2 separate regions of the Homo sapiens genome follow, and region 1 is linked to region 2. The links are chromatin loops, found by intact Hi-C in ENCODE. Cell type or tissue: endothelial cell of umbilical vein. All regions are shown on one strand. Links, peaks and the distances in the headings refer to the core of each region. The heading gives the core; the rest is flanking DNA. Region 1 overlaps SIK2 (salt inducible kinase 2). Region 2 holds the start of SIK2 (salt inducible kinase 2).

Region 1 (16,444 bases), core at 3,863-11,862, 100 kb after region 2:
CCCTGGCACCACCTTTGCCTCACACTCCTGGATACCAAAGGCAGACCACAGTGTTGTTCACCAGGTTTAGACTGTATCTGAAGCTCTTTCCCCAGATGTACCCTCTTTTCTCTCCTAAACCTTGAAGCTCCCTCTAAACTTTTTCTACCCCTCCTATCTACTTTTTTGGGACCTTTTTCTCTGAAAGGCAACAGTTGGTGGTAATGGTTTCACAGGAGGAGGAGAGCTGACCTTTCACGTCTAGTATGCTCTGGCATTTTACATTCTTATTCTCATTTAATCCTCACAGCATCCTATCTGGGTAGGTGGATTATCACTACATTTATAGATATGGAAAAAATAACTTTCCTAGAGGACTTGAAGCTTGAAAGTGATAAAACTGGTAATTAGCTGTAGTTCTCATAACTTCATAGGTTGTACTCTTCCATGAAGCTGTAATAATGGGGATTGTTACTGTTATTACTGTTACTACTGCTTGCCTCTAGTTTTTATGTTAGCAAGCTAAGAGAATGCTTTGCCTAAGGTGCACATGTATGTATGGTCTCAAGGTATGAATGGAGTGAGCTTATTTTAACACATTGGGCCTTTACAGCAACCTGCTGACTAAGTGTATTTATCATTTTCACTTTACAGATGGGGAAACTAAGGCTCACAAAGACTGATCCAAAGTCACAAATCCAGTCAATCTGTCTGGCAGTAGAGACTTGATCCAGTCTTTCTTGAGCCATCTCTTAAAGCTCACTGTGCATGCAATGCTGTGCTCCAGCTGGGTGGAGAGCCAGTTCCTGTCACTGAGACAGGCTCTTCAGTCAGGAGTATGTAGCAACATAAGACAGCATGAGTATAACTTAACAAGATAATAGGTATTTGTTTCTTCGGTAAGAATATGAGACTATAAAGGCTTAGCAAAAGGGTATGAACTTGCATTTGTAACAATACTTACTAAATTTTTTAATGCATGTTGAAGGCATCTAAGTAGTGTTTCCAGAGTGCATTCTCTGTATCAAAACTGTAGAGTCAGTATGGCTAAGATCATAAGGAGAAGGCCATTAACTGTTTTGAACTATAATGCCACTGCGATCCATAAATTAGTAAATAAGTGATGGTGATAGGTGGCTTGTGGCTGGGCTATGTGGCCATCATATGTTAATGAGCTATTCAGATGGTTATCTGCCTAAAACAGGATATGTGGACCAACACTTAGAGGGTTGTTACTTAGGAAACACTGCACTCAGTTGCCTTCAAGGGTTATATATCTGGGGTAATGGCAGCCAGTCACTCAGTTGTGTTTAGGTGAATGTCTTAGAGCTTTACTCATTTGTTTCTTTCCTTATAGACCATTTAAGATAAAGAGCTCTTTAGCAGTCATCAGGTAATTGAAATTCTAAGATTATCAAATACTAGTTGGGTTGTCCACTTTAAGGCTGATTTTCTTTCACATGATATAAAGTATTTTTCCAGTCTCTCACTTACTCGCTTTGGGAAGAAAACTTGATTCATTTACACATTCATTCAGCAACATTCCTTGAGTACTATTTGCTAGTCATTGTGCTAATGCCAGGGAAACATCACAAGATAAGATGCCATCCCAGTCCTCACAGTAAATAGTAGTGATATTGTTAATATAGCATATTAGAAAATTTATTACAGAGAAATGCAGTATAGTTTGAGAGCATAGATGAAAATAACATTTATTTCCATCCTAATAGATTTCGGTTTTGGAAATTTCTTTAAAAGTGGTGAACTGCTGGCAACATGGTGTGGCAGCCCCCCTTATGCAGCCCCAGAAGTCTTTGAAGGGCAGCAGTATGAAGGACCACAGCTGGACATCTGGGTACTGCTTTGCTTTGCTGTGTTGTTAAATGCATCTATACTGATAATACTTGGTGTTCTGGCCCATCTTAGAAGCTCCTGGTACTTAACACATAAGCAGTATTTCATATTTTCCCCATCCACTGGACTATAATTACTCAGAGCATCTTGAAATGGATCCCTAGGAAAGAATTTCTAAGGATAGGTGTTGTCATCCTAATATCAGCAGTAATTTAAAGTTAAGTAGTAATCAAAATTATCAGATTCAAATTCTTTGGTATTTATTATAAGATACTTATTGTAGTAGTCAGGGTTTTGGATTTTTTTCAAATTCTGAGAAAATAATAAATCCAGACAGGAATTTTTCAGTCCATATGATTTCAAGAGCCCTGGGGATGTTCAGGAAAACAAAGAGTGTTTGACGTTCTTGGTAGAAAAGTCTCTGCATTGTTTTCTTCCCTAGAGTATGGGAGTTGTTCTTTATGTCCTTGTCTGTGGAGCTCTGCCCTTTGATGGACCGACTCTTCCAATTTTGAGGCAGAGGGTTCTGGAAGGAAGATTCCGGATTCCGTATTTCATGTCAGAAGGTAATCAACTTTTCATCTTATTAATGGTGTTTTACAGTGTTAGTGCTCCAAGTGAAATGCCTAGGTAAAAGCTTCTTTTTTTCTAAGAGTTTGGGTGCCAAATAAAGTGACTGAGCTGTAGGTTAAAAGCTATAGAAAGAAGCAACCTCCTTTATGTAGGCGAGACAGGTTCCAGCCTTCTACTTGTAACTAAACACACAGCATTTCCCAGATTAAGAGCAGCATGTCTTCTCATTCATTCTGGGTCTATAAATGTCCCAGGTTTATTTTAGATTTAACGAAGCCCTTTGTAGATACAGATTCACAACCATTTTACTCCAATATGAAATGAACTTTATAAAATTAAAATTTTTTTAATTAAATAAAAAGCCAAACTGGCAAAACTCTGCTAAATTCAGATGATATGCCATAATCCCTGCCTGTCGTGTATTGAGCTGTTACCTAGATAGCAGTTAAGTTTACCCCTTAGTTTCATTTTGGTTATCATTCTTAACTCTGTTCTTTCTACTAAGAGTAGAAATAATAACTCTTCATAGTTAAGAGCATGGACTGTGAAGGCAGACTACCAGACTGCCTGGTTTTAATCCTGAGTCCACTGGTTACTGGCCATATGACTTTCACAAGTTTTGTCTCCTCTCTATCTGCTTCAATTTCCCCATCTATAAAATGGAAATAACAATAGCACCTACCGCACGGGTGTTGTAAGGTTTAATTAAATTAATCTGTCAGTCAGGTGCAGTGGTTTATACCTGTAAGTCCAGTGGTCTGGGAGGCTGAGGCGGGAGGATCTCTTAAGGCCAGGAGTTGGAGACCAGCCTGCACAATATTGCAAGACCCTGTCTCTACAAAAAAGTTTTTTTTCAATTAGCCGGGTGTGGTGGCATGCACCTGTAGTCCTAGCTACTCAGGAAGCTGAGGCAGAAGGATTGCTTACAGTGAGCTGTGATTGCATTACTGCACTCCATCCTGGGCAAGAGACTGAGACCCTGTCTCCAATAATAATATAATAAATAGGCATAATCTGTGTAAAGCACTTAGCACAGCGCCTGCCATATAGTGACAGGAGGTTACCTTATGTGTGAGTGAAGAGCATCATGTCAGCTCAGAGAATATGCTAGTGCTCAAAGTTGCAGCAGTGCGGTTTTCTTGGTGTAGTCAGAAGTAAGTAATATTTTATGTACACTTTTCTCAGCTACAGTGATGTGGAGGAGAGCAGCAGCCCGTTGGAGAGCTCTTTGCCTCGCTTACGTAGCCTTAGTATATCAGCATTAGATATGACTGAGGATCGATTTATTATTTGCTTGTTCTAGGAATGAGGCTTATTTCTTTCCTTTAGTGGAAACCAAAGTCTGTTTCTAGATATTTTCAGTTGTGAAATTCAGTAGAAAGTTTCCTTTAGCCCAGAATCTGATAGACCTACACCCTCCTGTTTTTCTTAGGTATTTGTTCACCATGTGAACTTGAGAAATATAAGTAGCCTGCATGTGTTCATTTATTCATTTGACCTTCTGCTTTCCAGTAGAGGATACAAAGATTAACACCCTTGTACAAAGTCACATGAGTCAAGCAAATAACCCTGAAGTGCAAGGTGATTCTTGTGACTTTTGTAACATTGTGTTTTCTATAGATTGCGAGCACCTTATCCGAAGGATGTTGGTCCTAGACCCATCCAAACGGCTAACCATAGCCCAAATCAAGGAGCATAAATGGATGCTCATAGAAGTTCCTGTCCAGAGACCTGTTCTCTATCCACAAGAGCAAGAAAATGAGCCATCCATCGGGGAGTTTAATGAGCAGGTTCTGCGACTGATGCACAGCCTTGGAATAGATCAGCAGAAAACCATTGAGGTAAAGTGATCAGAGATTTCGGGGTTCTACTGCACTTAGCTACTTGAAATTTCATGCTCACACCTGTCATCCTGGTCTTTTAGCACATGTATCTCCAGCGCCTAGGCGTACTGTTCAGTGTTCCCTATAGATGACATCAGACTCTATTTATATTTGCTTTTATTCAGCATCTTAAATTCCTTTCTTTGCCCCCATCTGCCAAAACATTCAAGAGGAGGCATTTATAAAAGACTCAGAAAAGGCAAAGATGGAAGCTTAACAAATACAAGGTAGAAAGTTTCTTCCAAGATGAAGCATGAAGTTTTACATAGGTATTTAACTAGTTTGTATGGAATGTAAATGTGCAGATAGGCAAAGGGCCAAGCAGGAAACAAGAAGGGTAGGTATCAGGTTTAAGAAAGCCAGGGGATTTAGATTGTGAACTGGAGAAACTAAGAAGGCAAAAACAGGTGGGCTCCTGATTTGGAAGTATTAGGGGTCATAGAACTGTGAAGGGTCATGAACCTGGAAAATTCCTCTTGGCTTTTATTTCTGTCCTCGAATAGTTAGCATACTTATAGGATATACGTATTTCTAATACCTTTACGATAGTAAAAAAGCAAACAGTGCTCTTCAGGAAGAAACATAACAAGAAAGAATATCAAATGCCGCCTTGTTTGCTGTGAAAGACCAAGGCTCCGGGCTGTGCTGCCTTTCCCCCGCCACGTAGCCATAAGTGAAACCAAACTGATTCTCCTGCTTTGCTCACTTTGCGCCCAGTGATGTTTTTCTGTACTTGTCCATGAAGTGCATCCTGAGCAGTAGCTGGGCGTGTGATTCCACTGACCTGTGATTTTTGCTGAGAGTGCTCTGCATCCTGGTGCCCTGCACAGCACCCATGCCGACTGTCAGGTGGAATTAGAACCCAAAGGAGCAGTTGTTTCTCTGTTCCCTCAATATCTGGGAAAGCTGGCAGGCTAGAGATGTGAACATTTGGGAAGCAACTTTATTTTCAAGGTTTTAAGAGGGTGGGACTGCAAAAACAAGAGGAAAAAATTACCTAAGAACGGAGACATAGTGTCTCTCAATTTAGCATCCAGATGCCATTCTCCAGCCCAAAATAATCAACAGAAAGTTCTCCACATACTTTAACCATTCACTTCAGAGTTTTCAGTGGTTCAGATTTGTGTTGAAGCCATGGAATTAGAGCCTCGGGCTCAGGTTGCTAACTGACCTTACACCACCGTTACAGCTATGAGATGGGGCCATATGGCAGCATTGGGGAATGTCTACATGAGACAATGATGGCATTTTCTCTGACTGGAGAAAAATAAATGGATCTTGTTAATGTTAAAGGGCTGGTAAACCCATTTAAAGGGATCATCCTTTATATAATTAATACTAGAGACTTGAAGTTTTCTGCCTTCCAGTCACATTTTTGGAGCAGCTTTCATCTTGAGACACTTTGTTTTTCACCCTATTTTTAAGAGCACACAATTTCTTTCCTCTTTTTTTTTAGGCATGTGTAGATCATTGCATTGGTCTTTACAGTTCTTTGCCTTTACCACTTGTTTTTTATTTCAGTCTTTGCAGAACAAGAGCTATAACCACTTTGCTGCCATTTATTTCTTGTTGGTGGAGCGCCTGAAATCACATCGGAGCAGTTTCCCAGTGGAGCAGAGACTTGATGGCCGCCAGCGTCGGCCTAGCACCATTGCTGAGCAAACAGTTGCCAAGGTAATGCCCCCTTAGCTGAGAGTCTTATCTGTGCATGTGCCTGTTCACATGTTTGATACATTTTTCATCTTATACACAGGGTTAGGATTTCATCCTCTACACTCCGTTTTTCTGTAAAATTTCTGCCTGCCATTCACTAGATTCTCAAATGTTTTAGCACTTCCTCATTTTTAAGGGTTAACTTTATTTCAAACAGTTTTTTAAAATTGTTTTCATCATTCACAATGTTGAGAATTACTATCACTAGCCTTTACATTCAATTCCATTTAACAAATTTTTATTACAGATTTACCACGTGCGAGCTTCTATTCTTAGGCACTGTTGGGGGTAAGATATATAAACTACAGTCACTGCCCTCAGAGACATCGCGCTATAAAAATGAAATAAGACAAGATCATAAACAACCATCATTCAAAATAGGGAAAGATGAGAGCTGTAGCAGAGCAGGGACAGGGGAGAGAGGGGCACATCTGAACAGGGGGAATGGCATGTAAGACACATCTTCACAGATGGGGAGGACTTGGTCAGTGGTGAGTTGAAGCATTATTGTGAAGAGTTTTGAATGCCAAGGTAAAGAGTTTACTTACAATTCAAGAAGCAACAAGGACCTACTGAAGGCTGCTAAGCTGAAAAATGATAAAATTCTATCGATGCTTTAAGCTAATTAATCTGGTAGCATTATGAAGGATGGGTCAGATAGAGAAAAGAAGAAATTTGGAGAGAGCAGTTAGGAGAGTGTTACAGTAGAGATGAGAAATACCGAAGGCTTAAACTCATATGGCACTGTTGGAAGTAGAAAAGAAGGGGCAAGTATAAGAACCATCTTAGAGGTAGACTCTGTATGAAGTTAGCAATGGTTCGGAGAGGCAGCTCAGTGTGGTGGTTAGAAGCAGGGACTCTGGAGCAAATCCCAATTCTGCCACTTCCTGCTATGTGACATTTTAAGTTTCTTAAGGTCTTTTTGTGCCTTGGTTTCCCAAGTGTGTAATGGGGATAATAATAGAATGCTATGACAATTAAATTAGTTAATATCTGTGAAATAGTTAATATTTGTGAAATACTATATGCCTGGCACATAGTAAGTGCTATGTAAGTACTTGTTATATAAAGTAATAAATAATTGCTGGGGAGGAAGGGACAATATGACTTAGAGATGACTCTGTTCTTGAGCCAGAGCCTGAGAAGATAGGGGTGGCATTAACTCAGTTGCTCAGGAGGAAGATGTGGATCTTGATCCAAGGAGAGAGGCTGAGGCTAGAAATTTGGGAATCATCCAGAGGTTGAGATGAATGGTTGGTTAGTATGCTCCATTGACTTTCCTGTCTACTTCTGTAACTGACTTTGTTCAAAACAAAAATAAGGGCAGGAGAGTTTTGACTTTGTATTTCTTTGGCAGTTTTACAAAATTTACAGGATTATAATAAAATTTTGCATTGGCATCTACAGAGTATGTTTTAAAAAAGGGAATTAAATCTTCTTGATTTTAGTAGATAAATGGTATATTTTGTTATACGTACTTTATATATAAAATAAGAGTATTGGCTGGGCGTGGTGGCTCACACCTGTAATCCCAGCACTTTGGGAGGCTGAGGTGGGTGGATCACAAGGTCAGTAGATCAAGATCATCCTGGCCAACATGGTGAAACCCCGTCTCTACTAAAAATACAAAAATTAGCCGAGTGTGGCAGTGAGCACTTGTAGTCCCAGCTACTTGGGAGGCTGAGGCAGGAGAATCGCTTGAACCTGGGAGGCAGAGGTTGAAGTGAGCCGAGATCCCGCCACTGCACTCCAGCCTGGGTGACAGAGCAGGACTCCGTCTCAAAAAAAAAAAAAAAAAAAAAGTATTGATACAGATGTAAGTAAAATAATGTGTCCATATAGTTCCAGACACTTGAGTTAGGGTATCTTTGAGCACTTGGAAATCTTCGAAGTTGAATGGTATTGCTTTCAAGACCGAGAAAGAAGGAGATAAAATGAAAAACATGTAAGACGTAGTGGAACTCTTTCCTTCTTGCAAATGCCACTAGACAAAAGGATAGGAAGCTGGAAAGCCCCCAGGGCCAGCAGGCTTTCCCTGCCAAGTCTCTTTATTCTTCTTAAACATTACGCAAGTGAGGGAGTGGTGAGGGGTTATATAAACAGTTGTTCCTGAGCACGTGCATGTGTTATTGTACACGATATCCTTTCATGTCTAGACTATGAGCAAATTCCCCGGCATATCTCAAATTATATTTAATTTGGCTTAGGGTTCAGATACATAAACGTGACTTCTTATGTTCGATAATTTTTTAAATTACCAAGCACTCTGTGTCCTTTTTACTTTATGCATTGACCCAAGTCTCAATGGAACCTGCTTAGTGTAACTGAAAATGCTTCTACTTCAAATGGAGTCTTCAATGCTCATTCACATGCTTGCCTGAGAGCCTTCTGGATGCTGAGCAACAGGCCCCCTCCTCTCAGAGATTTCACATTTTGAGTTTTAGTGTTGAATTTGTTAAAAAATAGACTTCTGTTTTTATGGATATAAATGTGCCTAAAGTTTTAGTAAAGGCTTCTCACTTTAATTCCTTGATGTTCTAATTTTTTTAAAAGAAGTGGCAAATCACTTGTTTCTTGATATAGTAGCAAAAAAATTGAGGAAACAACATGATCCAGTCAATACAAAGATAACGTGAGCTGTGGAATCATGCAGACCTTGGGTTCCACACACCAAGCTGAGTGACTTCGGGCAAGTCAGCGTCTCTGAGTTCCTGTGCCCTTAAATACAGAGTGGGAACAGCAATACGTACTTCATTAGATTGCTACCAAGATACAGTTAGTTAACCTGTACCGGGAGTTTAGTTAAACAAATAGAGCACTGACATGCCAGGCACAGTCCTAGCCACTGTGGCTTCAGAAGTACCCTGGAAACAGTTGCTCCCCTTAAGAAGTTCATAGCCTAGTTACAAAATACCCATTATGACAGGGCACAGTTGCTCATGCCTGTAATCCCGGCGCTTTGGGAGGCCAAGGCAGGTGGTTTGCTTGAACCCAGGAGTTTGAGACCAGCCTGGGCAACATGGTGAAATGCCATCTCTACTAAAAACAAAAAAATTAGCCGGTTATGGTAGTGCGTGCTTATAATCCCAGCTATGCGGGAGGCTGAGGCAGGAAAATCGCTTGAACCCAGGAGACAGAGGTTGCAGTGAGCCGAGATGACACCACTGCATTCCAGTCTGGGCGACACAGTGAGGTTCTGTCCCAAAAAGTAAAACATAAAAAAAAATAAATAAAGTACTCATTATTATTATTTAGACAACAGTGGGATTCCCCTCTTAGATTTGGAGTGCTTATGTTTGCTGTATAACATGCAGGAAGTATTAGATCTAATTGAGTTGAGACTATTTAGAAAAAATACGTCATATTTTTTTCTCATACATTCTAACCACTAATTTTGGTGGGGTTTTGGGGGAGGTTTTGTTTTTGAGATGGGGTCTCGCTGTGTCACCAAGGCCAGAGGACAGTGGCAATCACAGCTCACTTTAGCCTCAACCTCCTGGGCTCAGGCGATTCTCCCATCTCAGCTTCCCAAGTAGCTGGGACCACAAGTGCATGCCACCACGCCCAGCTAATTATTTTTTTATTTTTTTGTGGAGATAGGGTCTTGCAATGTTGCCTAGGCTGGTCTCAAACTCCTGGGCTCAAGTAATCCTCCTACCGTGACCTCCCAAAGTGTCGGGATTGCAGGACCTGATGAAGGTCACACAATTAGTGAGCCACCACACCTGGCCTAACCACTTGTTTTTAACAGTCCTTCCACTGCAAGTTTCCATCAGCTGGAAACAAACAAGAATGAAACAATCACCTCCAATTCTTTAATTACTGTTTAGAGGTTGCCCTTCACAACAGGTTGTGCCTGTTTGCTAGGGCTGCCGTAACGAAATACCACAGACCTAGTGGCTTAAACAACGGAAATTATTTTCTCACAGTTCGGGAGGCCGGAAATCAGGATGAGGGTGCCATGAGGGTTGCTACCTGGTGAGGCCTATCTTCTTGGCTTGTAGCTGGCTGTCTTTTCACTGGCTTTTTTCTCTGCGCAAGTGTGGAGAGAAAGATCTCTGGTGTCTCTCCCTCCTCTTATAAGGATACCCGCTGTGTGGGATCAGGGCCCCAACCTCAGGACCTCATTTAACCTTAATTACCTTCTTCAAGGCCCTGTCTCCAGATATAGCCACATTAGTGGTGAGGGGCTCAACTTGTGAATTTTGGCAGGACACAATTCAGGTCATAACAAGTATTTGCCTATTGGAATAGCAACGATTTTCCCATAGGAAAGAACGTTATTTTCATTTTAATGGTTCTGGAGAGCACAAAGTCCAAAGAAGAGATTCAAAGCACTAAACATGTGGTCTAAAGAGTGATCACAATTTGTTGGACATAATCATTGCGTATTGACACTCTTAAAGAATATCTTGATAATATCTGCTTCCTTGGGATATTGACCATCTATTTATTTAATATTTGCTAATCAACTGTGTAATGCTGAGCATGCTGTCTGTATATTTATACCCTCTCTTGTTCCAAAAAGACTCCTTTGGTCCCCTCAGTGATCACAAGACTCCTAAAACCCACCATATTTCCTAGGAAGTGATTGTCACAACAAAAAGCGTTATTCCTTGATCCTGTCTGTTATTCCTCTAACCGAGTTCACAGTCAGTTGTAGTAGTCCAGGTCGGATGTGAACACTGTCAAGGACTATGTGCTACGCTTGGTCTGGCACAGCACCGTCTGGCCATTTAAAGCGTCCGAGCTAGTGAGAGTCAGGGACGGAGCAGTGTGTCGTAGTTAGGGCATGGGCATCTCATTTCCATATAGCACCCCCAGTCATGCGTTGCCCTAATAATTCAGACTACCTTCATAGAGAAGGAGCAGTCTAATAAAGTTGGGAAGTAGAAATCAATTCTTCAGTTTTATCCTTTGATTGAAAAGCTATTGATGGGGGTAAGAAGAATGTAGCAAATATACTTTAGTGGGAAGTGTAAATTTTACATATTGACTAGATAAAAATTTTACATAGTAGCTAGATAATTTAAAAGCCTGATATTTGAAAAGAAAAAGTTGTTTAACATCAGAAGTGGCACAGAATATAAGCTTGAGGAATGACAACACAAGGAAAGCTATTTCTTTATCACACTCTGAATGGTATGCAGTTGTTTACTTGTTTGTTTATTTGTTTTGGGGCATCCATACCATTCTGACACTTTGCTAATGCTACTTTATCTTATACAGTATAGCCAGTGATATTAATATTGGAATATACCAAATATAAAGTATGTTGAAAATATATTCAGAGTATATTCAAATATAAAATATATTTCTAACATATCCCCCCATCCTTGAAAATCATCAATCCAAGATTCTAACTAGGAACCGTTAGTATTTGAGAACGAGACTGCATTCATTTTGCAAACTAATTCTTACATTCTTGTGATCATTTGAAGGCTTTAGGAAGAAGGGGAAAGGAGGAATTAATGTTACTGAGTTAAGGACATTGCATGTTACCTTTTACAGTCCTGACTTCACTGTGAAGTTGGCATTGTGCTCTCACAGTTGAAGAAGATAAGTTTCAGAGAGGTTAGGAAACCTGATTAAGGTCACACAATTTGTACGTGATGGAGCCAGGAATCAAACTCAGGTCTTGGTAGAGGAGAAGCTAGAATCTCATACCATTTTGTCCCTTTGATTTGTTTGAGTTTAAAATTCACCATCCTGTATCCCTTGAAATAACTATAGCCGGAAAAATACAGGCTGTCCTTCTGCCTTTCATAGTCTAGTATGATGATTGTTTTCTCAGATGTGGTGCAGTGCCTGTTGTATTCAAAACACATCTAATAAATTATTCTGGTAGTTTTGAAGGGATGGTGATGAAAGGATCATTCAGCAGCTTCATCTTTAAAATCAATTTTTGCCAATTGTCATAAGGAAAAATTCTCTTTTAAATGATTTTTTTTTTTTTTTGAGACGGAGTCTTGCTCTGTTGCCCAGGCTGGAGTGCAGTGGCGGGATCTTGGCTCACTGCAAGCTCCGCCTCCCGGGTTCACACCATTCTCCTGCCTCAGCCTCCCAAGTAGCTGGGACTACAGGCACCCGCCACCACACCCAGCTAATTTTTTTTTGTATTTTTAGTAGAGACGGGGTTTCACCATGTTAGCCAGGATGGTCTCGATCTCCTGATCTCATGATCCGCCTGCCTCGGCCTCCCAAAGTGCTGGGATTACAGGCATGAGCCACCGCGCCTGGCCTTAAATGATTTTTTAAAAGAAGCATTTGTAATGCTTGTTTCCCTAGAGTAGTTAACAAACGAGACGTGAGAACAGACTTCAAACCATCAGGAGCTTTCTATAGTGGGTTGACTTCAAAAACATAGCTTGCAGTAAGCGTAGCTTGCAGTAAGCTTCTCTCCTTCCACTGGGCCAGCAGGCTGAGTCCAGGCTGTGCATCTCCTTGAAGGAAGGAAGATGTTCCTGTCACCCCATGTGACTGCTGCTTCTCTTTCTTCCTCTTCGCATACACCCTTACCAATAAATATTTACCATCTCACCTACACCAAAAAGGCGGGTAGGGCAGGCAGAGACACAGCACTGACTCCAGCGTCCCTTGTGTTGTAGTTACTTGTGGGTGTGTATATATCTGTCCCTGGTTTAATTTTGAGCTCCTAAGATTTTTCTATTCTTTATCTGTCTGGGTATTATATTTAAAGAAAGAGACAAATATGTTTGTTGAATTGAACGAGGAACATTCTTGATTCCTCACAAAAGCTAGCTTTCTCGTCACCTGCGTGAAAGTCAAGCATCCCCTCATGAGGCAGAAATGAAATTCTGTACGACCTCTTTCAGAGTAACCGATTGCTGAGTCTGCTTCAGATCACTGTCTGCACCATGTATATATTTCACTAAATCTTTCTGGAGTTTCCAATAAATAAATATTCATTCTTTAATTGCCACAGGAAGAATTATTTTATTCTTAGAACTTTGTGTATTTATAGAGAAGGTATTCATGTTCCCAAACTGTCTGTTCTTGCCATATTTACAGGCACAGACTGTGGGGCTCCCAGTGACCATGCATTCACCGAACATGAGGCTGCTGCGATCTGCCCTCCTCCCCCAGGCATCCAACGTGGAGGCCTTTTCATTTCCAGCATCTGGCTGTCAGGCGGAAGCTGCATTCATGGAAGAAGAGTGTGTGGACACTCCAAAGGTACGGCTATGTTTGAGAGTCTCAGAACTGGCAGTTTGGCGAGAGATTTCAGTTTGGTCCACAAGTGTTGTACTTTGGCTTTATTGAACTTTATCATTTCGTTAAGTCACTCAGGAGTGATGCTTTTGTGGAGAAAAACCTTAGAACAGTGTCCAGGCTCAACTCTTGTCAGTGTTTATCATTATGACCAGTATGACCATTACGTAATTTGTCAGACCTCGTGGACTTCTGAAAAGTCCTCCCTGTCTTTCTCGCTCACTAATTCCTTCTCTCTTCAAGTTTCCAGATCTCTCACAAGTGTTTGGTTTGTTTGTTTGTTTGTTTTTTCCCTAACAAATTAATGCTGAAAACAAAAAAATTAACTTTCATGCCAAATTGGGCTTTATTTGATTACTATTGCTGCTCTTCTGCATAGGTACCTCAGGTACAAAATGATGGGCCGTCTTTTGTGATCAGTTATACATGTGTTTTTGTCCAATTTGGAAATGTTTAAAAGTTAATGTGCTGGGCCAGGCACAGTGGCTCAAGCCTGTAATCCCAGCACTTTGGGAGGCCGAGGCGGGCAGATTGCCTGAGCTCAGGAGTTCCAGACCACCTTGGGCAACATGGTGAAACTCCATCTCTACTAAAATACAAAAAATTAGCCAGGCGTGGTGGTACACACCTGTAATCTGAGCTACTCAGGAGGCTGAGGCACGAGAATGTCTTGAGCCCAGGGGGCCGAGGTGGCAGTGAGCCGAGATCACAGCACCACACTCCAGCCTGGGTGACAGAGTGAGACTCCATCTCAAAAAATTAATAAATTAATAAAAATAAAAGTTAGTATGTGGAATGAAGTTGGCATTTAGGATACAGAAGATGACAGCTTCTCTCATTCATAGATGTCTCTTTAACTTCCAATGTGTATTATATATACTTAGCATAAGCGATGTATAGAAGATCATAATAATGGGTAGTAGAGTGTCATAGAAAACACAGGTCTTGGAGCGTGTTCAAAATAGACCTCCTCTTAGTGTGAACTTGGGCCACGTAACAAAACTCTTTGAACCTCAGTTTTCTCTTATATAAAAGGAGAACACCAACTTTATGAGACTATTATGAGGATTAATTGAGATAATGTGTGTGAGGTTTGGGACAGATTATAGATAATAAATAATGGTTTCCTGTCTTTTTAGCCTCTTTAGATAATAAAAAGATGAGTGAGACATGAACTCTGCCTCTCCAGAGTCCACTATAGCCTAGCAGAAGAAACATTATACATACTGAAAGACAGCGCCAGGTGCTGAATAAATTGATAAAAGATAAAATATGGGCCGGGCATGGTGGCTTACGCCTGTAATCGCAGCACTTTGGGAGGCCAAGGCGGACAGATCATGACGTCAGGAGTTCAAGACCAGCGTGGCCAACATGGCGAAACTCCGTCTCTACTAAAAATACAAAAATTAGCTTGGGGAGGTTGCGGGCGCCTGTAATCCCAGCTACTCGGGAGGCTGAGGCAAGAGAATTGCTTGAACCCAGGAAGTGGAGGTTGCAGTGAGCCGAGATCGTGCCATTGCATGCCAGCCCAGGCGACAGTGCAAGACTGCATCTCAAAAAAAAAATAAATAAAATATGATCAGTCCTTTAAGGAAGTATAAATCAGAACGAGGCAGGGGAAGTTGCTTTTAGCTGTTTGATCAGGAAAGTCCGGTTTAACTGTCAGAACTGAGGATTGAAAGACGGGTAGACCCAGGACAGGTGGCTGGAAACCGGGGGTGAGGAGTGATGTCTACAGTGGAGACAAGACTGAAAAAGCAAGTACTAGGGAAGCCTAAGTCCATCTCCATAGAGAAGGGTTCAGATGGTCTGAGGAAAAGGGCACATGCAGGGAAGCTGTGTGAAATAAAGATGGAGGAGGTTAGCATTAAATGGCAAGCCAAGAAATTTAGATGTTTTCCCTAAGCGAGTGCTTTCAATATGGGGATAGGGTTTGGTATCAGTTGAAACAACTGAAGGAACAGTTGTTAGGGGAGTAGGAAACTGCTGAAGATATTTGAGCAAGGAAGCTCTGGGATCCATGTTGCACATCAGAAAGTTAGCCTGCATATCACTGTGTGTGCCCCGGTGCAGGGGAGAAACTGGTGACCAGGAAGACAGGTTAGAGCACGTGTCCAGGAGGGAGGTGATGAGGCCTGAACTAGAATAGTGGCAGATAGAGATGGTGCAGATAAAATTGATAGACTATTAAGGTCTAGGGAGAAGTCCAAACCAGTAACAAGATTTTGAGCCTAGATGGAGGGTGAGAGCCATTTTCAGAAATGGAGAACTAAAGGCAGGGCAGATTCAAGAAGGCCGACCATGAGTTCAGCCAAGCGTAGCCCACAACAGGCAGCTCAGTGCGAGGCTGCCACAAGCCAGTGTTGACCGAAAGGATTTAGTGTCTGGGCCCCTAAGGATGAGTCCACTGCCTAGGGACAGTCTTTCTTCTCTGTCTGTGGTTGCTACTACAGTCCCACTCAGAAAGTTAGACATAAATTAAGGCAGCATCATTCATTTATTTTAAAGATGTAATTCCCTCAAAAGAATTAAAATGCAGTTGACTAAAGGCTTGTCTGTGAGGGCATCAGGCCTAAAACACAGATTGGGCACTGACTGCTGTATTATATAGGGCAAGCTATTTTTAAAGCTTGTGATTGTTACTGTAACCAGAAAACAGGCAGGAAATGAATGATTTTGCAAAAGATATAGACAGGAGCTAGATGGTATATTTGCATTTGTAGGAAGAGCAGTGCCACGCTGGAGCTGGTCACCCACACTGGCAATGCCATGCTGGCACTCAGTCAGGCCATAGACATCCTCCGGGCTTCTTTGTGGACCGTTTTATTTATGTCAGCAAAAACGCTTGTCCCTCTTCCCTCCCTAAGACCTCTTTCTTGGGGCCCATAAATAAGTGCACACACACACACAGAAAAACTTATCAGAGACACAGTTCCCTTTTTATTGAGACTGCCTCATGTGCATTTACTGTAACACCCATTTGTTGTTTTCTGATTGATGCTTCATTGCTGCATGTATTGATACTTGCATTTCTCCTCTCAACTGGGGACAGGTATTGTGCATCTCAAAGAGACTTCAGCTCTCCTTCCCTCCCAGAAATCTTCAGTGCTTAAAATTGTCAGTAAAATCCCTTGGGGAGTCTGAATGGAAACTTTGGTTTGCAGTTTCAAAAAAATATTGCCTTTCTGAGATAGTTGCCCAACTCTAGA
Region 2 (16,444 bases), core at 5,619-13,618:
TCCTCACATCTTATCACTGGCACAGTTGGAATTTATCACTTCAGCAGTTTCCTACCCAGCTGCAACTTCAGAATTTCTCTACAGAGGGGTTTAGGAGCAGCCATCTGGCTGAAGGGACAGAGAAGGCCTCCCATGACCTGGTCTCAGGTGTCTTCCTGTTTTATCTATGGACACTGTCATTACTGAGTTTAGATGTTCACAACTGATGATAGTTACCTGACATACCATGTCTCTTCCTACTTTTGGGACCATTGCTCGTTCTGTTTCTTTCTCCTCAAATGCTCATCCAATTTTTTTTCATCTGGCTCTTACTAGACCTTTATAATTCTTTTCAGCTTTCATCTTTTGGAAGCCTCCCCTGAAGACCCTTAAACTGAGCTGAGTGTGTCTCCTTTGAGCTCTCTGTCCAAATCTCTCATCTTAGCTCTCACCACATTACATTAAAATTGTTTGTGTGTCTACCTTCTTCACAACAATCCTCTGAGGTAGGCACTATTATTTAGCACTATTTAACAGCAATTCAAGCAAACAGAGGTTAAGTAATTTCCCCAAGGTCACCAGCTAGTAAGTAGCAGAGCCAAAGTTCACACTTAAGCAGTTGGATTTTACAACTCCCTCTCTAAACCAAAAAATTCTCAAGGGCAAGGACTGTGTCTGACTTATGTTTGTATGTGTCTACCACGATGGCTAGCACATGAATGCAATAAATGTCAAACTAAACAGCACTTGCTGAATTCTGCTAAAAAGTTTTGGAATTTCAAAAATTACTAAGATATGATCCTTACCCTAAAAGAAATTCATGATCTAATAGAGGTGGGAAGATTAGTAAAATACTCCAATAATAGGAATGAACTAAGGGGAAAGTAAGTGAGAGTTAAGTAGCTTACACATTGAATTATTGGTATTAGAAGGTCAAGATGCCTCTTTAAAATCTTTTTTTTTTTTTTTTTGAGACAGGGTCTTGCTAGGTCGCCCAGACTGGATTGCAGTGGTGCGATTTCAGCTTACTCCAACCTCTGCCTCCCAGGCTCAGGTGATCCTCCTGCCTCAGCCTCCAGAGTAGCTGGGGCGACAGGTGCACACCACCACACCTGGCTAATTTTTGTATTTTTAGTAGAGACACCATGTTGGCCAGGCTGCTCTCAAACTCCTGACCTCAAGTGAACCACCTGCCTCAGCCTCCCAAGGTGCTGGGATTACAGGCGTGAGCCACCACACCTGACCCCTCTTTAAAATCTTTTTCCAGAAGCATGAATATAGAATCTTCCTGTAACTCAGAGTTATATGAAAAACCAAATCAGACACAGTGGCTCATGCCTGTAGTCCCAACTACTCAGGAGGCTGAGCCAGGTGAACTACTTGAGCCTAAGAGTTTGAGACCAGCCTGGACAACATAGCAAGACCTCGTCTCAAAAAATAAAAGTAAAAACAACAACAACAACAAAAAAAAAAATCAAATGAAGGTGGACCAATAAATTATGGAAGTTAAACTGGAAGATGTTTAGTGGCCAGGTCTAGGACTGCGGCCCAGACTTTGCCCTATTTACCAGTTTACCAATCCACAGTCATGAACCTACTATGAGCCATACATTTGTACTAGGAGTGACTCCAAGTACAATGACTCCAATAAAAATATAGAAAACATGTTGGTGGAATCTGTGGACAGCTTAGAAAACTAACAATTAGGTAATATGATAGGTGGCGAGCAAAGAATCAAAATGATTATTTTATCTGGAACAAGGAGCAAAATCAACAAGATGACATTTTAACTATCAGAATTTCCATTTATATTTTTAAAAAATCAATTGCCTAAGAAAACTATAAGGGTGACTTAATACAATAATAATTGTTATTTTTAAAGACCCAAGGGTTTTAGTTCGCCTTGGTCTTAACTGTGGGATGTGGCTACTAAAACGACAACTAGCCCAATTTTTGGTTGAATTAATATGAACATGGAGTCCAGATCAAAGGAGCGACTGGTCAGTGGCCAGTATTCTGTACTGCTTAGACTACACCTGGGCTACTATGTTCAGTTTTTTGAACAGTATTTTAAGAGAGACATTGACAAACTAGTGTCTAGAGAAGCACAAAAATAAGGGTAAAAATAGTCAGCTAGACAGTGAAGTTGGGAATCTTTTGCCTGGAAAACTGAAGAAAGAATATGAGAGAATGTGTGTGAGTGTGTGTGTGTGTGTGTGTGTGTGTGTGTGTGTGTATGTAATGTCTTGCTCTAGAGAAAAGAACTAAAATCTATAGGCAGAAGTTAGAAGCAGATATGAAACCAATAATAAGGAAGTGCTTTCCATTGATGCCAACTGTCTCACAATAGATTGGGTTCCTGCATGAAGCAGTAAAGCAAGGCTTAATGTCACCCATCAAATATTTAGAAATTTATGTTTCAGATAGGAAGATGGACTCATATGATACTCTCTAAGATCCCTTTCAAACTTAAGGTCCTAAGAAAAGTTGTCATCTGGGAGAAGATACAAAAATTTTGAAATTATTTTTAAAAAATTAGAGAGTCACACATTTTTCATTTAGAGAAGATCCATCACAGATAAAACCAAACTAGGGCATGGTTAGCTAAAGACCTCCCTCTTAGTACTGGTTTTGCTGCATCCCATAAGTTCCGGCATGTTGTATTTTCATTTTCATTTGTCTCAGGATATTTTTTATTCCCCTCCCCACCTGCCTTTTTTGAGATGAGGTCTCACTATGTTGCCCAGACTGACCTTGAATTCCTGAGCTCAAGCAATCCTTCCACCTTGGCCTCCCAAGTAGCAAGGATTACAGGCACATACCACACCTGGCTCTGGTTTCCCTTTTGATTTCTTCTTTGACCCATTGATTGTTCAGAAGTGTGTTATTTAATTTCCGTGTATTTGTGAATTTTTAAATTTTCCTTCTGCTGATTTCTAGTTTCATTCCTTTGTGGTCAGAAAAAATACTTGGCATGATTTCAGTCATCCTAAAATTTTTAAGACTCGTTTTGTTACCTAACATGTGATCTATCCTAGAGAATCCTCCATGTGTGCTTGAAAAAAAATGCATATTTATATGTAACCATAAAAGACTCTGAATAGCCAAACCAATCTTGAGCAAGAAGAAAAAAGCTGGGAGCCTCACACTTCCTAATTTCAAAATATATTACAAAGCTACAGTAATTAAAACAGTATAGTACTGGCATAAAGACAGAAATACGGACCAATGAAAAGAAATAGAAAGCCCAGAAATAAACTTCCACATATATGGTCAACTGATCTTCAACAAGAGTGCCAACCATACAAAATGAAGAAGGGATAGTCTCTTGAACAAATAGTGCTGTGAAAACTGGATATTCACATGCAAAAGAATGAAACTAGACCCTTACACTATATAGAAAATCAATTCAAAATGGATTAAAGACTTAAATGGATGAAAGGCTTTAAATTATAAAACACCTAGAAAAAAATGTAGGGGAAAATCTTCTTGATATTGGTCTTGGCAATGATTTCTTGGATATGGAATCAAAAGTACAGGCAATGAAAGCCAAAATAGACAAGTGGGACCACATTAAACTAAAAAGCTTCTGCACAGCAAACAATCAACAGAGTGAAAAAGCAACTATGGAATTAGAGAAAAAGAAGTGCAAGCCATATATGTGATAAGAGCCTAATATCCAAAATATATAAAGAACTCCTACAACTCAATTGAAAAAAAAACAACAAATAACCTGATTTTAAAATGAGCAAAGGACTTGAATAGATATTTCTTCAAAGAAGATACACAATTGGCCACTAGGTATATGAAAAAGTGCTCAACATCACTAATCACCAGGGAAATGCAAATCAAAACCCAAATGAGATAGCATCTCACACCTGTTAGTGCGGCTATTATAAAAAAAAAAAGATAATGAGTGTTGGCAAGGATATAGAGAAATCAGAACTCTTGTATACTGTTAGTAGGAATGTAAATCAGTACAGCATTATGGAAATCAGTATGGAGGTTCCTCAAAAAATTAAAAATAGAACTACCATATGATCCATCAATCCCACTTCTGGGTATTTATCCAAAGGAGTTGAAATCAGGATCTTGGAGAGATATCTGCACTCCTATGTTCATTACAGCATTATTCACAATAACCAAGATATAGAAACAACCTAAATGTCTATCAATAGATGAATGGAAAGAAATATACATACACACACACACACACACACACACACACACACACACACACCAGAATATTATTCAGCCTTAAAAAAGAAGGGAATCCTGCCATATGAAACAACGTGGATGGACCTGAAAGACATTATGCTAAATAAAATAAGCCAGTCACAGAAGGACAAATACTGCATGATCCCACTCACATGAGCTACCTAAAATAGTCAAACTAATAGAAACAGAATAGAATGATGTTGCCTGGGGCTGGGGGGAAGGGAGAAATAGCAAGTTGTTTAATGGGTATAAAGCTTCAGTAATTCAAGATGAATAAGTTCTAGAGATCTGAACAACAAAGTGCCTATAGTTAATAATATTGTATCGTACACTAAAAAATTTAAGAGAGTAGATCTCAAGTGTTCTTACCAACCCCCACCCAGCCCCCCGCTCCTGGCACACAAACATGGGAGCAGTGGGGAGCTTTTGGAGGTAACGGATATATTTATTACTTTGATTGTAGTGATGGTTTGACAGGTGTATGCATATGTTCAAACTCATCAAATGGTATATATTAAATGTGTGCATCTCATTATATATTAAGTACACCTCAATAAAGCTATTTTAAAAATAAAAGTACTAAAGAAAGTTTTCTTTAAATAACTTCAATCCTCTAGTTTATTTCCATAATGGTACCTTACATGTAGTGGCATCCACATGTTGATTAACCTGACTGATTGATGTTTGTTTCATGAATAGCTGTACTTTATACTAATAAGAAGCCCTTGGAATGAGCACAGGTCAGTGATTTGGATTTTCTTGTGTACTTCTGTCTTTGTTAATATAAGAGGCAAAGTATTCATTCTAGCTTTGTAATCTACTTTTTCTAAGCAAAGTTGTCTAATAAAGATTTCATCAGTTTTTTATTTGAACTAAATCTAAATCCAGGCCTAAGCCTAGTTTTTTGTTTTGTTTTGTTTTGTTTTGTTTCGTTTTTGAGATAGAGTCTCACTCTGTAGCCCAGGCTGGAGTGCAGTGGCGCGATCTCGGCTCACTGCAAGCTCCGCCCCCTGGGTTCACACCATTCTCCCACCTCAGCCTCCCCAGTAGCTGGGAGACAAATGGTACATATCTTTTTTTCAGGTTCACAGGCTGTCTGCTTCAGCAAAATAATATACAGAATTGTGAGCCATGAAGTCTTCTTTCCTCACATTTCAGATCACTTTTTCATTACCTCTTTGCTAACTCGTCTCCTCATTCCACATATTTATTTATAATCCACTTTATTCTAAGTAGGTTATAGAATTAATTCTTAAGTCTCTCACTATCTTACTTAATTCTTTCTCTGTGTACACCTTTTTACCTTTTAAAGTGTTCTGTTAACATTTTTTAACCAACTCAATGCTAAATATCATAGACCCACAGCATCAGCTGGGAATGCTGCATCTGAAAGCTCAAGCAAAAAGGAATTTGGTGACTAGAGTGCTTTCCCTCACTGATACTAAAACCAGAGACGGAAAAGAAAGATGGGGATTGTATGAAGCTCTCTTTCTTCTCCTTTTCCCTCTTATCTTTATTCTTTTTTCCTGAGGATGGTGTGTGTGTGTGTGTGTGTGTGTGTAGGGAAAGAGAAAGAAGAGGAGAAAGAGGGAGAGAGGAAGAGAAAAGGAAAGCAGGAGTTGGATAATATTAATAATTGCTAAAATGTATACAGCTATCATTTAATTGGAAACAAAAATACATAAGAGACAGGCAGGGTTGAAATAGGACAGGGATGAGTAGGTCTTTTGGATTAAGGAAAGAGTTGAATCACAGAATCCAAGATTGCAGTATTCTAAATTAGTCCACATATATGTATTTCTTCAGGGTTTCATTTACAGCCTACCAGTAACGCTGAGTAGCACGCCCACTGCATTTCCACATGAGTAAGGCTGATTTTTGGCACAGCCCCTTCTGTCTCTTCCCTCTTTCTGGCCTCCTGTTCTCTAACTTGTAGACACCCAGCATGCTCACACTAACTCCAGCTTTCCAAAACCTTTTGGTACTCTCTGTCCTCCCTTTTTCTTCTTTCCAGCCCCAAATCAATTCTTATTCCCAGACTGTGCAAGTAGGTGTTTGGCCTGGTTATCTAATTTAAATACTCAAATGAATCCATTTCCATTCAACAGGTATACTTTAAAGGATGAGGTTGTTCACTGTAGTGGGTCTCCCTGCGTATTTTCTGGTTCTTGGTTAAGTGGCTTTTCATCAGATTCCCAAAGGAACCCACCCCCAGAACAATTAAAATACAATCATCTGGCTGGGCGCGGTGGCTCACGCCTGTAATCTCACCACTTTGGGAGGCCAAGGCGGGCAGATCACAAGGTCAGGAGATCGAAACCATCTTGGCCAACATGGTGAAACCCCGTCTGTAGTAAAATACAAAAAATTAGCCAGGCATGGTGCTACGTGCCTGTAATCCCAGCTACTTGGGAGGCTGAGGCAGGGGAATCGCTTGAACCCAGGAGGCAGAGGTTGCAGTGAGCTGAGATCATGCCACTGCACTCCAGCCTGGCGACAGAGCAAGACTCCACCTCAAAAAAAAAAAAAAATACAATCATCTAAGTGGCAAAATGCACATGGGAACTATTTTTGAACTGGTATACATATGTAGGTTCCTAGCCTAATTAGAATACCTCTCACTAGTTAGAGGACCACTCATACACCACTCCCATCAATTCAGAAATCTGATCAGCCTTACAGCTTTCCCCCATTTCTCCCCTCACTTTTGCAAACAACATACCTCATGGTAGAATAAGGTATTGCTTGGGGAGAGTGAAAAGCAGAAGCACAGGGAGCAGTGGAGGGCCCAAAAGCCATCTTGCACTAAAAAATATATATATATAAATTTTAAAATAAAATAATACACAATATATTAATTTTCATTAAAAAATTAAAACTACAGAAAAGTTGCAAGAACAGTACAACGATCTACCACATACCCTTTTACCTACCTTTTACCTATTTTATCAATTTAAAACTTTGCCACATTTGCCTTATCTATCTGTGCTAAACTACTTGACAGTAAGTTGCATATATCAAAAGGTTTTTTTTTGTTGTTTTTTGTTAGAGTCTCACTCTGTCACCCAGGCTAGAGTGCAGTGGTATGATCTTGGCTCACTGCAACCTCCGCCTCCCAGGTTCAAGCGATTCTCCCACCTCAGCCTCCAGAGTAGCTAGGATTACAGGCGCACCACCACCCAGGCTGGTCTTGAACTCCTGACCTCAAGTGATATGCCCACCTCGGCCTGCCAAAGTGTTGGGATTACAGGTGTGAGCCACCACGCCCGGCCAAAAATTTTATACCTAATTGTTTAGTGTGTATCTCCTAATAACGGATACTCTCTCTTATAATCACAGTACAATTATAAAATTCAAGAAGTTTAACACTGAAACAGTATCTTATCTAATATGTAATCCATATTCAAATTTCAGTAGTTGTTCTGAAATATTCCTTTATAGCATGTTTTTTCAAGACCACATGTTGCCTTTAGTGCCATGCCTTTTTAAATCCCTTAAATCTAGAATGGTTCCTCAGCCTTTCTTTGACTTTCATGACACTGATGTTTTTTAAGGATACAGGTCAGTTGTTGAGTAGAATGTTTCTTAGTTTGCATCTTTCTGATGTTTCTAGATCATAATATGCATTTTTGACAGGAATACTACTTAAGAGATATTGTAACCTCAGTGCCTCACATCTGGAGGCACATCATGTCATTTTATCACATAATTGGTGACATTAACTTTGATCATTTGGTTAGGGTAGTGTCGGTCAGATTTCTCCACTGTAGAGGTACCCTTGTTAACCCTTTATCATGAATAAGAAATCCAAAGACTGTGCAAATATCTTGTTCCCCAGCCAAATTTTATTCAATGATTTTAACATCTATTGATAATTGTCTGAATCCATTATTACTGTAATGGCTGCCAAATGATTTGCTAATTGTCATTTCTTCTAACATATATTAGTTGGCATTCCACCGTCATTTCACTTCTCCCCTCTTTATTTTTCTGTTTAAAAGTAAGTATGCTCTACGATTCTTTTAAAAAATTCAATGTGTTAGAATCAATTTCTATATTTATTTATTTATTTATTTATTTACTGAGACAGAGTCTCGCTCTGTCGCCCAGGCTGGAGTGCAGTGGCACGATCTCGGCTCACTGCAACCTCTGCTTCCCTGGTTCAAGCAATTCTCCCTGCCTCAGCCTCCCGAGTAGCTGGGATTATAGGCGCCCACTACCACGCCCGGCTAATTTTTGCATTTTTAGTAGAGATGGGGTTTCACACAGGCTAGTCTTGAACTCCTGACCTCAGGTGATCCACCCGCCTCAGCCTCCCAAAGTGCTGGGATTACAGGCGTAAGCCACTAAGCCCGGCCCATTATTTATTCCTGATACTCAAACTGTCTCAGATTTGGTAAGGGGGGAGCACCTTCGAGCCATCTGCTTTCTTTTGACATATCTTCCTTGACATAGCCAAGAAATCTCCTTGCTTTAAGGAGCAGGATCTTTCAAGGGCATTTTATACTTTCCCTGTCTCTGCCCTCGAATGAGCCATCTCGCCACGGAGTCTGGCTCCTTTAGGTGGAGAATGGTATTTAGAAACCAAGATATAAAGGCATATGATACATCTCAAAATAGTGAGGTGTCACTGTCCCTGTTTCCTTGAGTCACATTTGGAAGCGTGGTGTGATTTATAATCCTACCTCGACTATTGCCTGTGTGACCTAGGCAATTCCCTTTATTCCTTGAGGTCTTCTTCGTCCTTTGGGGAAAAAAATTGGATTAGAGAAATATTTCTAAACTTTTTCAGAGTCACCAACGCGTTTGGGAATCTGACAGAAGCTACGGGTCCATCTCCCCAGAGACATGCTCACATAAGCAAAAACTGGCCTGTGTTTTAGGGGGTTCCAAACTCTGAAGCTCACATGAGGCTCCAAATCTCTGGATTAAGTGATCTCCAAGATCTCTTCAGCGCTGACATTGACATTCTGTGAGTCTATAAGCGACTGCACTGCTGTCAGAATGACTCCTCGGAGACATCAAAACGTGGAGGGTTTTATTATATATAGCAACGAGAAGAGAAAAGGACACAAAGAAAGGAGCCTGTGAGCAACGCATTGCTCAGCCACAGTTCTTTGCCGGTGCCAAATTTAGGACGCGCTGTACTTGTAGGTGAGAGGTTTTGGCGGGAAGGACCCCGGGTGGGCGGAGAACGCCGGGGCGGGGAAGGAGATCGCAGGCCGCATCCAGGTCTCTGCACCCCTCCGCACGGTCCGCCAGGGCTCGCTCTTGCCCTTCGCCTGGAAGGCCGAGGAACGGAGCGGGCCGAGCAGCGACCCCGCCCCTGGCAGCGGTGAGGCGGAGGGGCGAGGGGAGGGCGTCTGAGCCCGGAAGGAGCGCGCCGGCCAGGCTCGCGCCCCTCCCCGTGCGCCGTCCCCCACTCTCCAGCAGCCGACGTCGGCGGTGCTTCGGTCGCCATGGTGACCAATCCAGGCTCGGGCCCGCCCCCGCCCCCCTGCCCCGGCCCCCTGACGTCGGCGCACGTCAGCGGCGGCGCGCGCCTGGCTGGGCCCTGGGGAGCGGGAGGGAAGGAGCGAAGGAGCGAAGGAGCAAGCGGAGCGGCCGTCGCCCAAGCCAAGCCGCGCTGCCAACCCTCCCGCCCGCCCGCGCTCCTGTCCGCCGTGTCTAGCAGCGGGGCCCAGCATGGTCATGGCGGATGGCCCGAGGCACTTGCAGCGCGGGCCGGTCCGGGTGGGGTTCTACGACATCGAGGGCACGCTGGGCAAGGGCAACTTCGCTGTGGTGAAGCTGGGGCGGCACCGGATCACCAAGACGGAGGTGCGGCCCGGGGCTCGGCGGGAGCGTCCGAGGCGAGGGTTCGGGAGAGGAGCTGCTTACCGAGAGGGGCGGCCGCAGTGGTGGGACCGGGGAGACCCGAGAGGCCGCCTCACTGGCGGAGGCGAGCGGGCCTGGGACTGTGAGGACCCAGGAGGTGCAGGGGGTCGGTGAGCAGCGAAGGGATCGGGCCCGGGCACCCGGACCCGAGTGTCGTCCGACTGGAAACGCAACCAGCCGGGGCTTTGCTTTCCCCTACGCCACCCCCGGTGGCCACCCGGAATTTCGCCCAGAGCCCCCCACCCGGGCCGTGACCTGGTCTGTGGCCTCCGCTCCGGAGCCCAAGTTCCGCGTCTTCCCTGCTTTCGGCTGGGGGTGGGGTGGGAGGGGAAGTCTCGGTGTTCCCAGGCTGCGCCGTGAGAGACGTCGCCGGCCCGAGGAGGGGACCGCCTGCGCTTGGGCTCCGCGGATGGGGGATCGTGCGGCCCCCGTGACCCCGGCGCCCCTCCCCTGCCCGACGAGGAAGGGCCCCATGGCTGGGAATACCCCCACGGCCACTGTCCATCTCCTCTCCTTCCTTTTGGCCCAGGGTGTCTCTGATTTGGTGTCTGGCTAGCTTGATCTCTTGCCTGGGGCATTTCCATTTAATGCCCCAGACAATAGAACTGGTTAAAATGGTCATCTCTGCATTTGCACGGTGGGTGGATTGGTCTTCTACTTGTCTAGGGTTGTCACTGTACCAGGTGTGCATTCTGGCTGTAATACGCATTCTTTAAACCATATCAGATTCTGCCTCTACTCATAAAGCCCTCAACTGCTTCCTGACGGTGAATCCTGCACCCTCTTCATTGCACATTCTAATGCACCGCACATACTCTCTCACAAGTCTCTGTTCTTACCTAACCCGCCCCCCTTCCTTCCACTGCCTCAAGCTGCTCTCCTCAGGGTCTCTATTTTAAGACGTGCAAATTAAATACCTTAGAAGAACGGTAGAAACAAAACCATTCTTTAGAATAAAACCTAGTGGTTTTGACGTACTCTACTCTGCCTTATTGTAGTTCCTCCTGGAGTTTCATCCTTTTCCTGTTTGTTTGCCCTCCAGTTTTGGTCCTATTCTGCTTTTTCCCTTGTTAGTACGAATGTACTGGAGTTTGAGTGTAGAATAAAGTAGGACTTCTTTTCAGAATGACTTATGTAAGGCGAAGGGCACTTGCAAACGTGAGTGATTTTTGGAGTTGCAGTTGTACTTAGAAGTTTTGCTTAATCCCGTTTCCAAAAGGAAGGGGTATATGTCATTCTGTCTTCTTTACTTTTTGCCTTCCCCTGCTGGTCCTGAACCAGTCCAAATCTGACTTATCTTTTAGAATCAGGACCAAGGTCAGATATTTTCTTCTCACAGATTTACCAGTTAGCAATTTAGATTGTTTGTAATGATAATGATAACTTGACTATAGTGATATTGTTAAATCTTAATCTGATCCCAGCATTTTTTAAAATGAAGAAATTGGTTCCATTCCTCTGAAGAGCCATGGCCTATGCCATGCCATTTCCCTTTAAGTTACATAAAAGAAGGCATTTTAAATGCATGTTTTATGAGTCCTTGCTTAATGACTTTCTAAAAACAAACAAATTGTGAGTTATAGAGAGGTTCTACAAAACTTTTGAACTGTAGTATATCGTGTGGTTGAATTCCAAATCCATCAGTTCTTAATATTTTTTTCTCATCAGCTCTTACTGGGATTAATAGCAAGATTTAATTAAGTCATCTATTATTTATCAGGTCAAATTTAGTTAATACAGTAAGAGCTGCTTAAGTGGAGTGATTGACACTTTGAGGTTGACAATTCAAATGGTGTCCGTTTTAAACTAATATATCTTAAAGAGCTAGGGGGCACTATGGAGTAATACCGTGGTTTGGCTATCAGAGTGAGATCAATGCATTCATTTGTAATTGGAACAAGCACCGGTCAGATCGTGAAAGAGGACTTAGATCCTAAATCGTGTGTGTAGTATATATGTGTAAAATGATTTACGTTAAAAGCTAAATGTTTAGTCCGCAGAACCCATTTCCCTGTGCTTTTCTAAAGAAGCTGTTATTAACATATAAAAAGAAATAGTGTGAATTTGAGATGGGTGAGGGTATCTGTGGTAATTTGGTGGGTGTGATTGGAGATATTAAGGTAGAGAGGGATAAGTGAAATGTCAAAGCAATCTTTGAACAGAAAAGTTCTCTGGATCTCTAGGTTGTAAAGTTGCTCTGAATTTTTTTTTTTTTTTTTTGAGACGGAGCCTCGCTCTTGTTGCCCAGGCTGGCTGGAGTGCAGTGGTGCGATCTCGGCTCACTGCAACCTCTGCCTCCTGGGTTCGAGCGATTCTCCTGCCTCACCCTCCCAAGTAGCTGGGATTACAGGCGCTCACCACCATGCCCGGCTAATTTGTGTGTTTTTAGTAGAGACGGGGTTTCACAGTGTTGGCCAGGCTGGTTTCGAACTCCTGACCTCAAGTGATCCACACGCCTTGGCCCCACAAAGTGCTGGGATTACAGGCGTGAGCCACCGCGCCTGGCCCAATTGTTTCTTAAAGTATTCCATGGGAGTAACAATTCCATTGTTAATGATGTTTTTTACAGCAGTTATTTATCCTTATTCGTTCATTCACTGGATAAATGTTTGTGTGTTTTTGATAAATACAACTACCTTAAAAACTATAAGATGTTTAATTAAAACTTTTGTTTTAAATTCAGTTTTCATGGCAGAACATACTACAGTAGTTATAGTGGAACAATGAATATGGTATAAAAATAATATCAGCAAAATATCACAATTATACTTATTGACGATAAAAGTTTCTTTATATACTATGCTTTAACATCGATACAAGTTTGTGTGTTTTAAAACTTAGAGGTCTTTTTTCCCAAGTTTGACTCTGAGGCAAATTTTAGGGCTTAATCATCTATGTAATGAGCAATTAGGACCCTTTTATTTTTAACTGGTTCTTCTCTGTCTCTTGTTCTATATCACTCACAAATGATGTATTTCTACAGAACTTGGGAGATTCAAGTCTGTTTCCCTTTTAGGAAAAAAATAGTGGACAAAAGAGATCTTCGTTTTGGTCGAATCTATCAAACAGTTTAACATTGTTTATGAAATATAATTACATCATCATCTGAAGTGGTATTGTGTTAGATCTCGATGTGAATTTTGCATCCAAAGGGGAAGACAGGTGGTGGTAGAATCCAGCTTCCTAATACGCTTTGCAAAGGCTTTGTAGTATTAGTTTGTGGTTTATGAATTAGAGATGCTAATTTTATAAAATTAGCATAATGGGAAAAGAATAATAGCATGTCAGCTGTTAAACTTTGAGGCAATAGTGGTTGCTTGTTTGCTATTCAGTGAGTGTCCTTGAGTAGTTTATTTTATCAATACTATACAGTATTAGGAAATAACTTTTTCCTTCTAGTTAGTGGTATAGCTAGTTTTTTGTCTCTTAAGTAAAATTCTAGAAAAGCCAATTGTATCCTTAAATGTTTTTGTATTCTATTTAAGAAACAGTTTCTTTCTTGTTGCTTTCAGGACAAAAGAAAGAAAAATAAATAAAGAAGTAGTCTCTTATTATAATATAAAAAATAAGAGTATAGTGAACAAAAAAGTATACATATAATTCCTCCACTAATGGGAATAACCCATTCTTAACATTATGGCACTAGTCTTTTTATTTAAATGCATTTTTTCCATAGATGAAAGCACATGGTACATATATATAAATTATGTTCTTTTTTCTACTTAATATTATAACCTAGGCGTTTTGTTTATTATATATAACTTTATAAAAACATTTTTGTTAGCTGCATGGTGTTCTACCTTGTGGATGAATATCGTTTTACCTAACAATTCCCTTATTAATGAATATTATGCAATTTTCAGTTTTTGTTTATAGTAAATAATACGCAGTGAATATTTTTGTGCCTATAACTGAGTGTGCATTTTACATTTTTTTTAGGGAGGAGAAATTGCTGGTAAAGTCCTAAAAGGAAATTTCCTAAGTAACAAGGTATTATTTTTACATTAAAGAGTAGTGTATTTTTATTACCAAATCTGTCGTGTTTATTATTGAGAAATTTAAAAGTATAAATAGGAGGCCAGGCTAGATGGCTGACACCTGTAATCCCAGCACAGTGGGAGGCCAATGCAGATGGGTTGCTTGAGGCCAGGAGTTGGAGACCAGCCTGGTCAATATAGCAAGACCCAGTCTCATTAAAAAGAAAAAAAAAAAAACTTATAAATAAATGAAAAGAATTCCCCATAAAATCACAACCCCAAAGATAACCATAACTAGTTATTTTCAGACCTTTTCTATAATAGATAACTTGAGTTTTCCTCAACACCATATACCTCTCATATTGCTTAGCTAAAGAGCATGTAAATGTATAGTCTGTGGAATCATAAAGATATTTCATAGAGGTTCTAAAAATGACCTTATTAAAATGGCATGTGGGTGTCAGGCTGCTTACTTACCCTTAAGAGAACTTGGAATGCAAAACTGATAACAAGGACATTTTGAAAACTGTATTTGTTTGCTAAAAAGCTTTCCATGTGCATTTTGGGGATTTTATAGTTAGGCCTAATTCTTTACCACCTTAAAATGTAAGATTTTTAAAAGGTTTTCAGAATTGTTAAGGTATTAAAATTGCATTTTTATAGCAAAGTCAGAAACAAGAGAAAGGCATATTACACCCTGATTATGATGTTTCTTGAAGAGAACTCATTTTAAAAATACATTTGAATTTTCTATTTTGCTTTAAAATTTTAAGACTCCTTTCAGTAGTCTTGGTATTAATCTTGTACTGTGAAATATTCCAGATTTCAAGAAGCAACTGTACTATGTGCAACAGAAGGACTTGTTACCAAATAACTCAATCGCTAATATTTGTATCTAGTCTTATGTATGATCTTTAATTTTGTATTGAAATAAAATTGTATTTGTCATGGAATATATATACTTTCATAGAATTTTTCTGTAGTTTTTGGCACCCCAGACAAATAGTATTTGTCAAAGTATTCTGCTAACTATTGTTCAAAATGATCTGCTCTTTTTTGGGAGTGGGAACAAACATGCAAAATAAGAGTTGTGTAAATGTTTATATTCTGTAGAAATTTTAACTTTAACAGAGTTTAATGTGTTCTGATTTTAAACCCTCTGGGAAATACTATCTCAGTACCAGTCAATTAAGAAAACAATTATTTGGAAATAACTGAAACTGGCCTATCTTCTTGGATTCACATGATGACATTTGATTTATGACCCACTGCTGATGGCAGATTCATTTCCTTGGAGGCAAATGGGTTCCAGAATTCATTAGGATATCGTTCTTTCCGCTTTAATGTACCTAGTACCTCTTCTACCTTCCACCTCCATCTTTTCGAAATAAATTATATAAAACTTTCTTTATTCAGAACATTGGTGTAGAATACTTTCCCATCCTTCACAGAGAAATAGCCTATATATCCATTTTGAGATATTAGAAGATCGAAAGATAAACTTGGAAATTCCATCAGAAACTTCATTTTAAAAAAATTTTTAAATACTTTAAACAGATTAAGAGATGAATATTGGATGAATTAAACTGAGAAACAATACTAAAATTTATTTTAAGTTCTTCTTGAAAGTAAACATAGTATTGATATGGTTTCCCCCAGTTATAGAAGTCAATGCATCTTCATTGTAAACATTGTTGAAAAGCCCAAAGAAGAAGATTAACATCCTTACTTCCACTCTCCAGACCCAGAGATAATGCCTGTTAATATTTGGTTCATCTTCTTCTAGTTATTCACATATATTTTATATGTATGTAATAAAATTGATGTCATGTATGCATATAATCTGTGTTTTTTACTTAACATGTTGTTAACATTTCCGTAAGTTTGAAAACTATGTAAAGCATAGTTAAATAGTATTTGTGCATTTGACTATCCATATTTTATTTAATCAATTTCCTATTACTGAACATTTAGTCTATTTCCATCTTCCTGTCTCTCTTTCTAAAATAATGTTTCAGAGGGCATCCCTCTACATACATCTTTGTGCATGTATCTAATTATTTCCTCAGTGTAATTGCCTAGCAATGGAATTCTTGGGTCAAGGAGTATGTACATTACCTATCTTACGGTGTAGGATGCCAAATTACCCTCCAGAAAAGGAGTACCCGTTAATTTTCACCAGGAAGAACTCATATTTTGCAGGAATATTATTTTCTAAATCTCTGCCAACTTGATAGCAGAAAATAATATTCTTCATTACTTTTAAATTTTTTTCTATTTTTATTTTTAATTAACAAATACATGTTTACATTTTGTTACTTCAATTTGCATTTCTTTAATTACTTTGTACAGTTTTATATGATGATGATTTGCATTCCTTTTATAAATTTTTT

What was found. Peaks named below come from ENCODE experiments on the same cell type or tissue, not always from the same donor. Only the 100,000 strongest peaks of a DNase experiment are listed, where the experiment ranks them.
Region 1: it touches region 2 in a loop (5-fold over the local background); 21 of 110 quality-filtered maps call a loop at or near these places.

Annotation. Positions count from the first base shown.
Region 1 is chr11:111,699,177-111,715,620 of GRCh38, forward strand. SIK2 (salt inducible kinase 2) reads left to right here. Exons shown (of 15, transcript NM_015191.3): 5 at 1,710-1,834; 6 at 2,276-2,399; 7 at 4,027-4,247; 8 at 5,811-5,963; 9 at 13,035-13,199. It also overlaps a transcript of PPP2R1B not described here. Among named protein-coding and RNA genes, the nearest start is that of PPP2R1B, 59 kb to the right of the region's middle. In endothelial cell of umbilical vein, for the core only: no CTCF peak of the experiment used is centred there; a DNase peak (open chromatin) is centred at 8,065; H3K27ac peaks cover 1,557 bases.
Region 2 is chr11:111,592,682-111,609,125 of GRCh38, forward strand. SIK2 (salt inducible kinase 2) reads left to right here and starts at 9,768. Exons shown (of 15, transcript NM_015191.3): 1 at 9,768-10,017. The coding sequence starts at 9,883. RefSeq lists an enhancer at 9,154-9,293 and silencers at 9,384-9,823, 10,374-10,533. In endothelial cell of umbilical vein, for the core only: CTCF peaks have their summits at 9,456 and 11,905; DNase peaks (open chromatin) are centred at 9,570, 11,010, 11,230 and 11,900; H3K4me3 peaks cover 2,192 bases; H3K27ac peaks cover 1,306 bases.